Linked DNA regions of Homo sapiens: region 2 is linked to region 1. The links are chromatin loops, found by intact Hi-C in ENCODE. Cell type or tissue: ascending aorta. All regions are shown on one strand. Links, peaks and the distances in the headings refer to the core of each region. The heading gives the core; the rest is flanking DNA.

What was found. A loop is a pair of places that touch in the nucleus more often than their neighbours do. Peaks named below come from ENCODE experiments on the same cell type or tissue, not always from the same donor. Only the 100,000 strongest peaks of a DNase experiment are listed, where the experiment ranks them.
Region 2: it touches region 1 in a loop (2.6-fold over the local background); 22 of 110 quality-filtered maps call a loop at or near these places.

Annotation. Positions count from the first base shown.
Region 1 is chr11:128,448,398-128,456,842 of GRCh38, forward strand. It overlaps LOC124902789 (a long non-coding RNA gene), which reads left to right. Exons shown (of 2, transcript XR_007062948.1): 2 at 3,323-5,733. Among named protein-coding and RNA genes, the nearest start is that of MIR6090, 70 kb to the right of the region's middle. RefSeq lists enhancers at 1-1,068, 3,725-3,904. In ascending aorta, for the core only: no CTCF peak of the experiment used is centred there; DNase peaks (open chromatin) are centred at 2,994, 3,564 and 5,234; H3K4me3 peaks cover 1,187 bases; H3K27ac peaks cover 3,122 bases.
Region 2 is chr11:128,503,378-128,511,822 of GRCh38, forward strand. All of the region lies in intron 3 of ETS1 (ETS proto-oncogene 1, transcription factor), which reads right to left. Among named protein-coding and RNA genes, the nearest start is that of MIR6090, 15 kb to the right of the region's middle. RefSeq lists an enhancer at 177-471 and a silencer at 177-471. In ascending aorta, for the core only: no CTCF peak of the experiment used is centred there; DNase peaks (open chromatin) are centred at 3,316 and 3,904; H3K4me3 peaks cover 2,311 bases; H3K27ac peaks cover 3,532 bases.

The DNA of each region.
Region 1 (8,445 bases), core at 1,946-5,945:
AAGTGAATTATCCAAATGTCAGAGTCACAAATCAAGCACAGTTAATCTGAAACCCAAGAAAGTCTGACCTGAGACAAGGAAAGAGGTGGGTGGCTCAGAGGAAAAAAAAAAAAAAAAAAAACAAACCTAAGACCAAGTATGGCAGCCGGTGGGAGAGGGAAGAAAAGTGTTCCTTCCTTATAACCTGTAGGCAAGTTATAAAAACAAGGGTTGTTTTGTCCCCTGTCGGAGTGAAACCTCAGAGACCAAAGTTCAACGCTTTCAGGTTACGGGAATGGAAATGGTGAATTCCCTGTATCAGCTGCCTCCAGCCCAGGCAAGCCTGACTCACAGGTTGGTCACCTGTTTGGAATGGGCTGTGGGAGAGCACACCCATGAGGTTGCTCAGGGAGCAATGGGCCACAGCAGTTTTCCCTGTGAATTGTGTTCAGGTAAGACCCTGCAGTCAGACCAGCTCACTCCTCCTTTGCTATTTCTTTATATATAGTCTCTTTCCATTCCGAAAATGTACTCTGAGCCCTGGCCTTTAACAGCTTCATTTGTTTTCCTTCATCTCCCAGTTTACAACTGTGAAGGAAACATTCATTGATCAAGTTCTTTCAGCTTGGAATGGAGTCTCTGACTCCCAAAAATCTCTCCCAGGACCAACTGCAAGGGGGTAGTGGATCTAGGATTAAGGCTGGAGCCTGAAGCACTGCTGAGAATGGGGAGTCTGACACGTAATGACCTCCATATATACAAGCTGGTCAGTGCTCTCTCAGAGCCTGCATGTGGCTTTGTCCAGAGAATATGAATCCCAGTTTGAGCAGCAATATGGATCAGAGTTGGTAGAGAGGAAGATTGAGGCTCTCACACTAGGATGTCTTCAGCATCCTTCTTGTATCCTTGTGTGCAAAATGGGAGCCTGGGAAAGGAACTAGAAGAACTGAACCCCATCCCTCTGATACATACACATTGCTTTTTTCCTTCTTTATAGCATAGCTTGGCTGTCCAAATGTTCTGGCAGAGACCAAGCTCCAGGCTCAGTGGGGGGTTCTAATTTTCCATGGCTCATTCACTTCTGAGAACTTTGGCTCAGTTGCATAATGGGGGGCTACTTCCTGCCAGTTGTGGCCCTGTTGTGTGATACCTTCTGACACATACGTTTTTTTGAAAAAAGATTGTCTGCTGGGAACTGGACTGAAACCAACATATAACCGTTTGTTTCATACTGGTTAGGAAGCCACCAGGAAGGCCTACCCAAAGTGGTTTTAAATACATACACACACAGTCCTCTCCTCTTAGAGCCAAGAACAGGCCATTAGTGATGTGTTAGAAAATCCAGGCTGACCTTCTCAGTCATGAGGGAAGCTCCCTGGGCCCACCAGCAGGCTTTTGCCAAGAATGGGCTCCATCTTGAGCCCACAGCTCTTCCCTAGCTTCCCAGCAGAAGCAAGGGGAGAGTGGAGAAGTCAAACACTTCTTGAGCATTGCTTACTATATGTCAAGTTCTACCCTGGACCCTCAATAGAAAGTATTTCACTGATCCTCACAATAGATCTGTGGGGTAAGTGTCACTATTGTTATTTTGAGGAAACTGAGGCTCAGAAAAGTTACATGTATTCCCAAAGTCACATAGTAAACTGAGTGTGTAAACTTGAGTGGTAGAGTCAGAATTTAAACACTGATTTTTATCTGTTGCAAATGTTGGGCTTTTCCCACCACCAGCAGAAATCTTGCTGGCCCTCAGCAAATATTCCTTTACAGCAGTCATTTCAAAACTTTTCTGACCCTATACTCCCATCAGTAAACATTTTTAAGAACCACCTTCAATACAGACATATTTATTTATTTATAAACTCCACGCACTAGCTAATATCTGTTAGCATTGCCTGGTAATATAATACCCCAGAGCACTAATCATCATTAATGACAATAAATATATATCCATGTTTAATGTAGTCTTCATGACTTGGAAAACTTTTTGGCCAGATCTTGTGAAATCTAATTAAATTGCTTTTGTTTTAGCTTCAATACATGGCTGGCAAATAATTTGTTCCAGGAGTAGAAGAAATGATATGGCATTCTTCTTACCTTCTTGGGCATGAGTTGCTCCTGCTGTCAACAATCTCCAGTTTCCTTACAGAAGAATTTTTAAGACACTTTTCCATTTTTTAAAAGTGATTCGGTTAAAATGGGATAATATGGTTTGTAAATCGACTCACTGTGTTTATGCAAGACCATGGAATACTATGCACCCATATAAAGGGATGAGTTCATGTCCTTTGCAGGGACATGGATGAAGCTGGAAACCATCATTCTCAGCAAACTAACACAAGAACAGAAAACCAAACACCACATGTTCTCACTCATAGGTGGGAGTTGAACAATGAGAACACATGGACACAGGAGGGGAACGTTACACACCGGGGCCTACCAGGGGGTGGTGGGCTAGGGGAGGGCTAGCATTAGGAGAAACATCTAATGTAGATGATGGGCTGATGGGTGCAGCAAACCACCATGGCACCTGTATACCTATGTAACAAACCTGCACGTTCTGCACATGTATCACAGAACTTGAAGTATATATATATATATATATATAAAACACCATAATATGCTAAAAGAGAAATCAGGGCACCAGTAGGACCTCCCCCACCCACCTTGCAGAATTTCACTTTCCTCACAGTGCTTCGCACGGATGCAAATGACTCGTGGGAGTCTGAGGGTACCGGGGTCCATATATACATTCAATATTAGTACATAGAAAAGTAGTTCCCATTTTTAGATTGAAAGTACCTATGAATAGAAGCTCTAATGGTTTCTTCCCTTATCTCGTGTTCTATTCTGCGCAATTCCTGGAGCGGGCAGTCCCCGCCTTGGAGACTCCTGCCTTACAGGAAGGGGTCACATATTCCTGAATTGGACCCCACTCAGATGCAGAAGGCTAAGAGTTTGGATGAGAAAAGCGGGCCAGTGAACAGGAGAGCCGGTGGGTGGGGTGGATGGAAGGAGGTGCCCACTCTGGAGGGCAAGAGAAAGGCACGAAAGCATGGGGCCACATGAGCGCGGCGTTCTGGGCCATCCCCGGTGGACTCCTGCCTAGGGGAGGGGTGCGTCGGCGGCGGCAGCCCAGTTTTCTGGATTTCTTTATTTCTGAGTCCAGGTCTTTCAGAAGCCTCTCTCCTAAATGCTCAAATACCAGAGTAAATGAAAACACTCTGCGGCACAATGATCCCTTAAGGTTTGTTTTCCAAGATGGAAAAGAAAGGCATTTCAGCCTTTTCACGGATAAAAATAACTTGCTGTTGATTTTGAAATCCCTTTCATTTGTCTCCCACAGACCAGCCCCATACAATGGTACTTTGTGCAAGAGCTCTCTGCATGGGCCGGCCGGGCCCCCTTCCCTCCGCCTGCCAACGGGAGGAGACGCGAGGCGCTGGGAGCTCCAGAGTGGGCGAGGACTTCGGGCAGACCCGGCGTTGCTGTTGGACATCATTCAGAAGTCCCCGCTCAGCGGGGGCAGCCCGAAGAGCAAAACAAACAGAGCGAGGAGTAGTGGAAAATGCTGAGTCCTGGAGCTGGCCGGAACGGCCTTCGCCTTTCCACGCCCAAAGCCAGCCGCTCTGCCCACCTGCAGCTGCAATAGCAAGCAGGGCCGCAGCAGGCAGGGAGGCCTTGGCACCAGAGCCCGTCCAGGGCTGGGAAGGCGGGGAACAGACACTCCTCTCTCTTCAGACAGGCCCTCCAGAGTCCTCACCCTGAAGGCTGAGGTCTTTTTCTTGTTCCAGGAGTCCAGTGAAAAAATAGTTCTCAAAAACGGAGAAAAAGACTTTCTTGAACTGCAGTTTCAGATTTACTAATAGAGTCCATTTACATAGCACTTACTAAATGTCAAGCACCAACACAGATGAATTGGCAATCACCATGTCAGTCCTGCAAGGTTGGTACTTTTATCCCCATTTCACAGATGAAAAAAGCCAGGCACAGAGAAGTCAAATAACTTAACCCAAGTTCACAATGCTCAACAATGGCAGGGCCAGGATTTACCACCTGGTTTAAAATTTAAAACGTAGGATTTAAAACCTACTTTACAGTCTTAAAGGTGACTGCCTTTTCTCTTCAGCTTATTAGATTTCCTCTCTAGGAATACAAGATGTGCAACACAAAGAGAGGAAACTCAAGATGGAGAGTAAAGGGAATGAATGAGAGACAGGAGAATCACCAAGGACTAGAATAATACAAAAGATTTATTTAAAAAGCAGGTGGCCATCGGCCCAGGAGAAGGAGTGTGAGACCAAGGTACAGAAGTGGCAAGAAATGCTGAGCTGGGGCTGGAAGGTATGACAGTACTAGTCAGACAGGCACCTGTTCTGTCCAAAACAGGATTCCAGAAGTAATGTGAAGAGGTCACTTGGCAAAGGGGGCTCACACAGCTCTAGGGGGAAACTGAGGATCAGCAGCTGGAGCAGAGAAATAGAGAAATGAACACCTTCTTTCTTTCCAATTACAGCCGCAGTGGAGGCAGATGCCCAGGGCTCCTAGGAGAGACAGATCGCGATTAGAAGAGAGGGCCTATGGCTGTCATGCAGGGAGGTCTGTCCATTCCTCTAAGCCAAGAGCTCTTGTCCCCAGAGGAAAGAGGAGAAGGAAGAAAGGAACAAACAAATGAACAGAGGAAGGAATGAAGAGAGAGAGAGAGAAGGAGGGAGGAAGGGCTGGAAGGAAGAAAGGAAGGGGCTGTTTTTTTTCTTGTGTTTGGAAGAACAAGCTGCCAACCCTCATTAAATGCATAGGATTGGCTTTAGAGTTACTACACCTAAATTCTAATTCTGTCTCTGTCACCGGTTAGTAATGTGATCTCATGGAAATCACTGAAACTCCCTTAACCTGAAACCCCATGTCTATACAATGAGGACACTGGAATTCACCTCTAAGGTTCTCTCTGGATCTAAAATCTACACTCTGATGATACTGAGACCAAGGACAGGGACTTTGATTGTTGCCTTTTCATGCCACCCAAGGTCTACATCCTAGCACAGTGCCCACCACCCATCCACACCGACCAGACACCCAGGGCTAGTGATTCTGTGTTCTCAACACCTCTCTGATGTGCCATAGCTGCTTCTCTTGCATGCAACTCTTCTGAGCATGAAACAGTTTTCCAACTGGTCTCCCTGCCTCCACCCTTGTCTGGCTCTGATTCATGTTCTGCTCCACAGTCAGAATGATTTTCCTAAGCACAGGTCGGATCATGTGACTTAGCCTGCTGGAAGAGCCTCAGGACTCCACGTCACTCTTCACACAGCCCACAGGGCCCTGGATCATCTCCACACATTCTTGCTGTCCTCTCCTCACACCCACACTCTTTTGCACTCTGTGCTCTAGATCCATAAAACTACTTCCAGTTTCTCCATCAGTGTACACACTTTCTCACCTCTCAGCCTCTGGACATGCATTCCCCACCACTGGAACCTCTTTCCCTCCCCACTTAACTAACTGCTACTCACCTGCAGGCCACACATTCCTTCAGGTTAGGTTCCTCCTATGTGTCAAATCATATTGTTACTTCACTGGATGGTGTTCCCCTTTATTTGTCTATAAATTGTAATTTACTGGAAGTAGACGGAAGGAAAAAAAAGTGTGTTTACCTTCTTCCTTATGGTTTCCCTTGTACTGAACCCAATGCCAACCACACGGCAGGTGCTCAAGGGATGTTTGTTATCTGAATAAATTTGCTTGGTGGCGTCACTATGTAGGGCACCTTCTAGATATAACATCCTATAGTTCTGTAAAGTGAGATGTCAGTGACTCTGCATTTTCAGTTTCTAAAAACTGAGAGAGATAAGGCCTTCCACCACCCAGTGATCCAACTTTCTTAGTCTCCTGTTCCCAGCCTAAGCACCATTATTTAGCAGATTCTTGTGTCCATCAGAACTAATAGAAATGATTATCATGATCAATACTGAATCAACTGAAATCGGCTTTAAATCAGGATGCATTCCCTAGAAATCGGATGAAATTTAGTACAGTGTGGGACTAGAGACAGGGCTAAGGGTATCTGGGAAGAGAGAGATCTGCATTCTAGTACCAGTTCTGTCATTAATGAGGTGACATTGGGCAAGTCCTCTGGCCTCTCTAAACCTTGAATTCATGAATGCCTAATTGAAGAGGTTGCACCAGATAATCTTTAAGGTCTCTTTTGACTCTAAAATGTAGAATTTTAGAATTCTGGCATTTGCTCTTCTTCTCATCATCCTCTAGGCCATTACTGGGTTTAATGAGGAGACTGTATAAAGTATCGTACGACCAACAGGAACTGCTCTGAGTAATTATGCCAGGACAAGGGATGGACTCTGAGACTATTCCAGGTACACCAGAATGTGTGCTCACTCTTATTTTAATTGTCTTTCTTGACTGGGCTTCAGGTTTGGGGCTGTTACTTGTAGTTGCAGAGAGAAGGCTATTTGGAATTTATGATCAGGGCTCTGATCTGAGATTTCACAGAGGCCACACTCATGGGTTCCTAGAGCAGCTAACACATGCCACCATCATGCACATGGCACACCTGGTCCCTTCCTGCTCTAAATGGGAAATCTGTGCCCAGAGTTAGCACCGCCTTCCATCCATACCCTGCTGAGTTCATACACTCACCTCAGCCCACCCGTGTTCCATGATTAGCCAGTGAAGCAAATAAATCCGCTTGGGCTCTCGTGCACAGCTCTGTGCTATCATGATGAAAACGTGGCCATGGAGAAAACAGATATTTGAATGAAATATCTGTTACCCCTAAACACTGGTCACACTAGTCATTGTTTTCACCGTCATTCTTACCTTGCCTCAAATATGGATAAGCCTCTCACATTACAGGTGCACTGGCTGCACTGTATTTGCAAACTTCCTTATTCCCATGGAAGGCAGAACAAATGGAACAAAGTTGGTCTACCTGAGAAGTAGATTGGCAGAGGGAGTCCCCCAGTTCAATCACACTTGGAGTTTTGAACTTGCCTTCCCCTGAGATCTGTAAGAACAATGACTATTTCTGATGAACACAACACAGTTCCAAAACCATCTGGAAGCTCCCAGTCCCATCTCTTCTTCTAAAGTTAGGAATATCCTTGTTTCACAGAGGCAATCCCAGACCAAACCCAGTACTCATCATTAGCTTTTCAGGTTTGCAAAGACAGTTGCCACTTCTTTGAGTATACCTGTACATGTGCTATTTCTAGGTACATTTGGGGGACAGCCTTTGACAAGGTACAAGGAGAGTCACAGCTTAAATTACAGGTTTGCCTATAAAAAGGTTAAAAAGAGCCTGTTACTGCCCAGGGCCAGTGGCTCAGGCTGACCATGTGGAGTGGAGAGAGAGAAGGTAGTGACTCTATCTTGACCCTCACTAATTCCCACAAGAGGCTGCTGAAAACATCCTTGTGCCGCTAAATTGTATCACATGGAATGACCAGGGCTGACCTGACATCAAAGCTCTGTAGAAATGCTGTCGTCCAGAGAGCACGAGAGTCTGAGTGGCAGGGCAGAGAGATTAGAGATAGGACTGTAAACTCAAACGGGCTTTGGGGATTTTGCAGCCTGCCACAAGCCTGGCCTTTGTTGATTCCCTAGGTTGCTGTGGGCAGATGATCATCGCCATCATTACTTTGGATGTCAGGACATTGAGATACACCAGGCAATCTGATGCAACTGGCTTTCCCAGGGCAGAAGCATTTGCCAGGAAAGTGGAAACAGGGAAAGGGACTGGAACATTGAGTAAATCAGGAAATAGCACTGACCAAGGGACAGAGAGGCCAGAGCCACTTTACCCCCTCATTTGGGGTTCTAAATTCTTATCAAATTTTTTTTCCTCAAGTTCAAACCTTGTGGCATTTTCACCAATTGATCAACAACTGCCTTTATCAGACTCCTTGAATCTCTGCCTCACTGCAAAAAGTGCCAGGGGAATGCTTTTCTCTTCTATTATTTAGGTGAGGATTCTCACGGCATGGAGGGATCTCACAGAGTAGTGAGATGCCAGCAGCATGCCGAGCCAATATGCCCATAAATGCAAGGGCCAGGTCCTTAATCCAGCCATGAGGATGGTCAAGGATCCCTGTATACAAGCCAGAGAAGGGACTTTGTACAACTAGAACTGAGTCGCAAACCATCTTCCAGAGCAGCCCCTGGGGAAAAGCAGAGGCCAAACAGCAGTATGGAAGTGAAAAGGCTCACGTACTGAAAGAAGACTTTGTCCTTGTCCCATATTTGATGTGTGAAACGTACCCCTTAGTAACCAGGCCTGTGGCTCCCAGAGCTGGTGAGCCATCAGCCAGCATCATCAAAAGAGACTTTTCAGCGTTCTATGCCAGCAATACGGCATCATGGAAAGAACAGGGCTTAGAAGTCAGATGGTTCTCTGATGAACCTGATGACCTCTTGTACTCTCTTCCACCGTAGGCTCTAGAATAAAATGAG
Region 2 (8,445 bases), core at 2,069-6,068, 55 kb after region 1:
CCCAGCCCCACATGCTCTTCATCAACTTCATAAGTGTGTCAAGATGCTCAGGGTCCAGACCATCTGGAGGGTGCGCTCATAAACTTGAACTACCAGGACAACAGATAATGTGCACAAGCCCATAACAAGCAAACATACTAGTACATCTTTCATGCTATGCAAATGGTGGAGACTGAAATTCAGATGAAACATTGGACCACCTAAAATAGACCAAACTGTGAAGATCTAAGTGAGTGATCTATAGGTCACCTGACCTGGTACGGTACTTCATTCAAACACTGCTTCCTTGACTCCTCCCCTATCCCCTGCTCCCAACAGACTAATTATTCCCTTCTCTAAGGGCCCTGCTGAATCATCCCAGTGTAATTCACAAGAGCCACATGGGAACCACATGGTAGGAGTCAGGAGAAGGCAGAGAGACACACATTCTTACCCTAAAGCAAGGCTGACATCAGAGAAGATGCAGAAATCCCCACCCTGAGCATGTTGGTAAGCACATGAGATGGCCGTCCCTCTGCCTATCACAGGCTCCAAAAAATACCAGCACGCCAGCTAAACACACCAAAAACCGATGGTGCCGCCCCAACATGGCACATCTAATGGAATTCAGGCCCCACACAGTGCAGTAAATCTAAATATATGTCCCTAATGAGGAGTCAGAAATCCTGAGACTTCGGGGATTTAGGCAATAATTGTGGGGACCCAGCTCAAGTTTCCTGCACTAAAAAGGAGGGGCCTAGAGAGATAAGCTTTGAAGGGAGCATGCTTATGCTCCCTAAACCATTACGCTCACTGCTAAACCTATCATACGAGCCTACTCCAAGGTTTGTGTAGACCTACCTAATCTATAATTTTGGCCTCTATATCTCTTTGGCTTTGGCCTTTTTTATGGCCTGGAGCAATAACTATCAGCCCGAGTCCTCTCCTGGTGTGTTCACACATTTCCCTGCCTCTGTCCCTCTATCCCGCCCTCACTATAGCTATAGGATGCATAAAGCCTTATCCAGGACCAAAAAGCAGAAAAGAGGAATTTACAGAATTTGCTATAAAACTTTAACAACTCCTTGGAGGGATGTTCTCTTTCCTTGCAACCAGACATAGTTATAAAATGGATGAAAAGTGGAGAGAAGGAGGAGCCAAGCTCTGCCACTGGTCAGGGGTCTTACACTATTCCTGGAATACAGAATTAGAAGACGCTTTCGATGTCATCTAGTTCAAACCTTTTCTTTTACTGGTGGGTAAAATGAAGCTCAAGGTGACATCAACTTGCCTTAAGTCACTGGTTACTAATTCTAGAACTCTGGCTCCCTCTCAGGATTTTTTTTTCCTCTACATCATTGCTGTTTACTTACAACAGTGGACTGGGAGGGAGAGGCTTTCTCCTATATCTTCACTACTATCAAGTCCTGGTTCATCATTCTGGATAAACACTACTCCTCCCCAAGTTATTAAGAATCACAGAGGAATGAGCCATCCAAAGATCTAATAAATATGATGGGATTTTACAGATTCATGATGCTATCCACTCCTATTTCAGGTTATAAGTCTGGAATACCAATGGTCAGACTCTAAGGTGGAAAAGCTTCCTCCTAGCAAAGATCCTTGTTGCATACCAGGGATATTAAGCAACTTTCAACAGTCAACTCCGATAGCATGATACCATGGTGTCTGATGGCTCTGAAATTTGAGGGTGCTATTCCTGTCAATCCAGAAAGAGTGAAGACTGCAGTTAACTTCAGTGATCTATGAACCTTTATCTAAAAAGCACTGAAAGGCAGAGTGCCTCATATCATTTAAAGGTTTTACACCACTACCCTTCTAGTCCTGCTGGTATTCCAAATAGGGTCACTGAGCCATGGTGATAGGGTTGAGGGAATACAACAAACCCCACTGACAAAGCCAGAACTTAATATCAGGGGCACTGGCCAGTAAGTTGAATCTGATCTATCTAATTAATGAAGCTATCTGTTGACCCCCAGAAAGGCCATGGCCTGAAGTAACACAAGCAGCTCTAGTTGTGAAGGCAAATGCAGTCGGAATGCAGAGACCTAAGGGTTCCAGGAAAGATCCACCTCATTGTGATCTCTTCTAGACCCCACAGATTTTTTTCTTCTCCTTCCCAATGGGCTTCTCTTTAATGGCCCCAAACACCCAATCTTCAGCATTCTATTGTTCCTGCTGCTGCCCCAGAGTCTCGCCCACACGGACCCAGGGCAGACAGCCTCAGACGCCTCTCCCAGTAGCAAGCCCAAGAGGGTGGTAAGTCGCCAGGCAGACCCAATCTCCAGATCAATGGGCGAGACCAACCAATGGGTGGCGAGCAGACAAAAAGTGATCAATGCAAAAGGCGGAGGGAGCTTAAGCCACTCTCCATCTGCCTGGGTAGGTGAGAAAGGGAGAGACTGGGATGTGCAGCCCTCATCCGCTGCTAATAAATGGCTCTGCCTCATCAGGAAGCCATTAGGAAATTGCAGCCACCACAGCCCCAAGCTCCCCGGACTGAACTGTCTGCATGCAGCTGGTGAAAGCGCTCATTATCTCTGTCCAGACGACACTAGCTCACTACACAGTGGAGCCTAACCAATGAGCCCTCAGAATAAACCCTGGGCTTGAGTGGTGAGGAAGGAGGGACTGAAAAAGTCCCTTGAGATTGGGGAGATGCAGCGCTCCCCCAGGTGTGTGCTCCAAGCTCCAGATCAGGAATACGAGCCCTTCTCCTCACATCCCAGCTGGACAGCATTCTTTTTTTCAGAAAGAGCTACTGACTGCTCATGAGCATGGGGCTTCTTTTGGGAGTGATGAAAACATTCTGGAATTAGACGTTGATGATGATGGCACAACTCTGTGAATGTACTGGAATGCACTGACATGTACACTTTAAGATGGTAAATTTTATGTTATATCAATTATATCTCAATTTAAAAAAAAGTAAATGTTAGAGAGAGAAAGAGCTACTGGCCCACTGCTATGAGCCCAACAATGAATACCTTGGTGATAGATCCCTCAGGCAGAGTTTCCCTCTAGTGGGAGAAGCAAACACCGCCTAAGTACAGAAGCAATAGCTATATGCTCACAACAGACGATGAGTGCTGGGATCACGGCTGAAGCGGAAGGTTTTGCAATGCAGAGTGAGTGAACTAGCGGGGTCCAGAAGCACTAGGGGAGGGGGTAGGAAGGAGTGCACGTAAGATGTCCTGGGTGTAGGGCGTGAGGGACAGAAGGCGGGCAAGGTGTCCAGGATGGCGCCCCTGGCAGTTGGTGGCATTACTGAAAGGGAAGACGAGAGGATGAGATCTCCCACAGCCACCTCCGCCACCTGGAAATCCTTGTGAGATGGAAGCCCCGCGATGCTCACTGGGAGACCGACCGTGGGAGAGGCTGGGCACGGGCCATTTCCAGAGGCAGACACCTGGTAACTGCAATTTCTGGGACCACTTATGTGAGGACTAAAGAGGAAGGGCCACAGGTTCTAGGAGACGAACAAAATCCCTCAAGTTCCCTACCCTAAAGATGCTCCCAGAAAAGGCTGCCGAGTGCTCTTTTAAAGTGATATGTGCATCTTTATACTTACATACAAAAGATTCTCAAGGGGAAGAAGTCTCCATCAGACAGGGCTCTTTCGCCCTCCAGTCCCTGGTGGGGGAGACAGAGGAAAAGCTGATAGGGCGGTGGGGTGTGGGGGCGGTGAAGGCTCACTGCACAGGAACTGAGGAAGGTGCAGTCACAACACTGTGATGCCAGGGATCTTTTTGGGAAATTCTTTTCCAAAAGGGATCATGAATTTTGGCCCCTGGAATGCCCCAGAGCACCTCTGATTGGTTCCCTGGCCCTGACTCAGATCGAGCCGGGCTCCACCCTCCATGAGTAAATAAAGGCAGGGACGGAGGGAGGGAGAGGGAAGGAGAGGGAGCGGAGTGGGCAGACAGGAACCAGAAGGCCAGCGCTGGTTCAGGGAACACACCAGATGAGATTTCAGCGACGGGTGGTGTGGCAGAATTCAAGACATAATTCTCTGAGCCTTACACACCACTCCAGTTGGGATTCAGCCCTGCCTTGGCAGCCGGCTCAGTGCTGCTTTATAATATACTGAATTAGTCACTGGATTAGCAAGCACATTTACACACAGTGGCGCACAGCTGTTTAAAGACGCAGGATCCCCTTTTCTAGGTGCCAGATTCTGGCTATAAATCAACCATTGCAATCAGCAACCAGCAAACCCCAGAGGTGCATGGTTCCTGCAGACATCTTCCTTAGGGGAAGCCTGCTAGAACTGCGATGGCCATTTTCTGGGGACAGGAGGGACATCTGTGGCAAAGAAGGAAAGGTCGGTGGGCTTTTTCTGTCTTGAATCTTATTATCTTCAGGGGGCTGCCAGGTCTTCACTGACCTGGACCTTCCCGGCAGCAGCCTAGCTCAGGAAATGACGCCTGGGAGAACAGGAGTTCTAATCCTGCCTGGCTGTATTATCAAGTACAGAGTTTTTCTCCTAAACCTTGAATGGCTGGGTCACCTCCCAGAAAAGAAAAGACTCCAGGGCAAAGAGGACAGTACTTCAGCAATTAAAATAATTTTAAATCCTGATAACATCAATTCCAAAAAACTGCCTTGTTGAAGTGGCAAGGGCAATGTCTAAAAATAATGCTTTAGAGTTGGAATCATAACTCAAGCCCTAACTCACGTTCGGTAAGAATGCGTGAGAGGCATTTGAAAATAATTGAACTGGCCACAGGGACGGCTCTGGCCCACTTGGTTATGGAGGTGTCAAGTGGAAAATTTTCTGTAACCAGGTTAATAGTAACCACAGTTTTAACAACCGCTGAAGTAATAACAGCGACAGCAGCAATGAACTTTTGTACAGAATTTAGTGACCTACAAGATAATGGTTTATTGAGCTCCTGTGGCAATGAAAAAGTATAAAAGTTTTCACAGGAATTATCTCTAATCCTAACAGCCCTGAAAGCTCTTTATTATTACCTCCTTTGTAAGGATCAGAAAAGAAAGGTTTACAGAAGTTAAATAATTTGTCTAAGGAAAAATTAGTAAAGATCAAGCCTGAATTCAAACCCAGGGCTGTCTTACCTCAAAACTCTGCTCTTTCAAGACATGGTGCTGCCTCCAGTGAGGAATATCATTATAACCAACATAATGAAAGGGACGCTGTGTGATTCAGGGACTCAATTACTTACTATCAAGCACCCTAAATGTAAATCCCTCTCCTTTGTCTTAGAGGGCTTAGGTACCCAAAGAGAAATAGGGTTTATCTAAACTCTGTATCGTAAGATCATGGTAAAAAGCCTGTGGCATAAATAAATCCACCTGACAAATATAAGAACCAAGAACCAATTACTAAATAAGGCGAATTTCATTTAGGCTCCTCTAGAACAGGAATTTAGAGAAGATTCGTAAAGAGATTTGTGACTAGCTCGTGTAGGCAGAGCCTAGTGTGTATTCTGCACCAGCTTTTGGAAATTCAAGTATTACTTCCTTAGAACTTGTTTGCCCATAAAAACACTGAAAATATTTTCTTACGAACCAAGGCAGTCGGGGGCAACTGAAGACTTGCATCATCTTTGCTCATCACTCTCTGCCTGCACCATGCCACTAGGCAGATATTTTGATCAAAGCCAGGAGAAACCAGCGGCAAGTCACCCAGGGCCCAATCTCATTAAAAAAACTAAATCGCTGTTCGGTTCACCCAGCACCCCAGATCCTTTGGAGACTTTGCAGTCAGCCTGAAATTTCAAAGTTCTTTCATCAGATCATCCATTACAGAAGAGGATGGGTGGAAGGCATGGAAAAGCCACAAAGCTCCCTGCAAGAGAGACCTTCAGAAATCCAGAAATAGATTCTTTATTTTTAAAAATCTCCAATTGAATCAGAGGTTAACATTATGTCCACCGTGGAGATGCTGATTCATTCTGTGTGTGTGTTTACTTTTCTACAAATGTCCCTCTTGCATCAAGTAGCTTCAAGCCCTAGGCTTGTGCCTCTGAACATCCCCTCCCTGGAGAACTCTCAAGCTGGGGTGGAGCTCTCACTTCATTCCTCAATTGTCTAATCTGGAGAGTGGGGGCCAAAGCACCAATTCTGTACACAAGTTTAGTAAATTTGGCTAGCCACCTTTCATGTGTCTACTTTGGATTTGAAAATGCACCATGGAAATCAGGTGAAAATTTTTTTTTTTTTTTTTTTTTTTTTTACTTTCCCACTACTAACACATCCCAATGGTAGATATGTATAAGTGAAATGAGTGCGTTCTTCCTGCCCCTATAATGACAAGCCTGACAGAGAACACATCACACAGAAGAATGTGCCAAGAATCAAGACCTCTTAGAAGAATGTTAGAAAGTTTTCTCTCCAAATGGATTCTGTCTAAGTAGGAAGGCCTTGGCAACTAGAAAGGTCTAAGATCAAATTTATGACTTGAAAACTCTATGGCTTTGGGCAAATTATCTGAACTTAATTCTGGACTCAATTTCTTATCTACAAAATGGGAATTAAGGCATCAACCTCAAAGGGTTGTTTAAAGAATGTGATTATGTATTTCTGTAAAGCACATTGCAAAGTATCTGACACATAGTAGGTACTCTCTGTAAATATTAGCTTCACTTCTCTCACTCCTCCAACTGAACTGCAGTTATGTAAAGAAAAGCAAGCATCCAGCAGTTTTGAAGAATGTTTGGTTTCCATTAGGAGGCAAGGGAGGTGTAAGATTGAACTCTTGATCTTATATGAAATAAGGATGCATTTCCTGTACACATACACATGACTCACCCTTGGGGAGCTCATATGTATTTAGCATCCCCACTCCGTATCATATCTCCCACTAATTTAATAACACTCCTTGAATCACCAAAGACTCCAGAGTACTTTCTAAATGTGAACTCATTAACTTTCCCACTCTCTCTCAAAGAAAGGCAGCTCACTCACTAGGAGCATCCTTCTTGGAGAAGAATACAAAGATAATGCAGACATGTGTCCATATCTGGTGGCTTAAGGTAAAGCCAGACTTGGGTATCCTGATTCTCACATCAGGCAACAGAAGGTAATAAGATGACCACCTATGCCACCCTGCCCAGTTAACAGCAGAGAAAATATTCAAACCGGGCAAAGCTAAGACCAAGGACCCCTTAGGCCTGACCCAAAACTATTGGTACATGGAGGGCACCAAGCCATAGTGCTGAACCCCAATTGGAGGAGGAGACACACTTCGTGACCTCACTAGGATTTGCTTTACAAGATAAGATTTTCCTGGCAAGCATTGAAGTTAGTGCCCAGATTCAAAACAGCAAACTTAAAACTATTATCTTCATGCTTGCTATAATCAGGTGTACCGCCCAACTTCCCATCCCTACCTCCCCTTCCCTAGTAATCCAGAGGTACTCAAGGTCACTACTGGCTACTTAAGGTTTACATCCACTCCCAAGGAAACACCAGCAACCAAAAGAATACTTCCCAGATGGAAAACCCGTCATTTGACCTTGGAATGCTCTGCCTCCCATAATGACCAAAATAAGGTCCGGCCAGAGGGGCTTACGTTTTTTGGTAAGGAACAACACATTGTTTTAGAGAGATAATCTGACATAACTCTGCTAAGCTCTGAGTGTCTATGCATGGTACCACAGCAAACACCCTATGTCCCAAATGGAAACTAGCAGGGTGAAAAAATTGTTCATCTAAGATGACATTAATCTCTGTATGCCTCCTTGGTACAGTTCTTTTCCACAACATGCAGCTTAAGATTCAACAATTTTTTCATTGTGTTTTGTGTTTCCTGAAGCATTCCTCCAGCTACCTGAAGCTCTCACTGATTAAAATAGACCTCCTTTACTAAAAGGGGTAAACTGAGGCACAGAAGAACAAAGCAATGTGCCTTATAGTTCAGAATAGGTAAACAAAAATTGGACATCTATTATTTTCAAATCTCTTTAGATTAAAAGAAAAAAAAATGTATTTCTCAAAGTCCAAAGTCAACCTTCTCCAAAGGGAAACTGCATGTCTGTCTAGTAACCTATAGGATCATTCACACTTTTTTTTCCTTGAGAAGGAACTAACTTGCCAGCCTACCAACAATTTTGCCAGTGCCTTGGCATCAGGCATATCTGCACAACCTTTCCAGAGCCTATATCATAGTGATCTGTTCAAGCTGCTCAAAGCTCAGTAATCATACTAATCTGTGCATAGTGACCAGTGCTACCTGCTCAAAGCTCAGTAATCAGCCAGCTATGTGGGACTTGTTATAGATGCATAAAATATGTGGGTGAAATCTACCTCCACCAAAAGAGAAAAGAATGCCTTGTTGACACTTTGATCTCAAGCTAACGTTTATTAATAACATCATTATTATATTTAAGTGAATGTACTAGATACTCATCGAATCAAAGAAATGTTTAAAATCCATGTGGCTGAACTCAAATGTCAGGGGATTTGGAGAAACTGACTGGA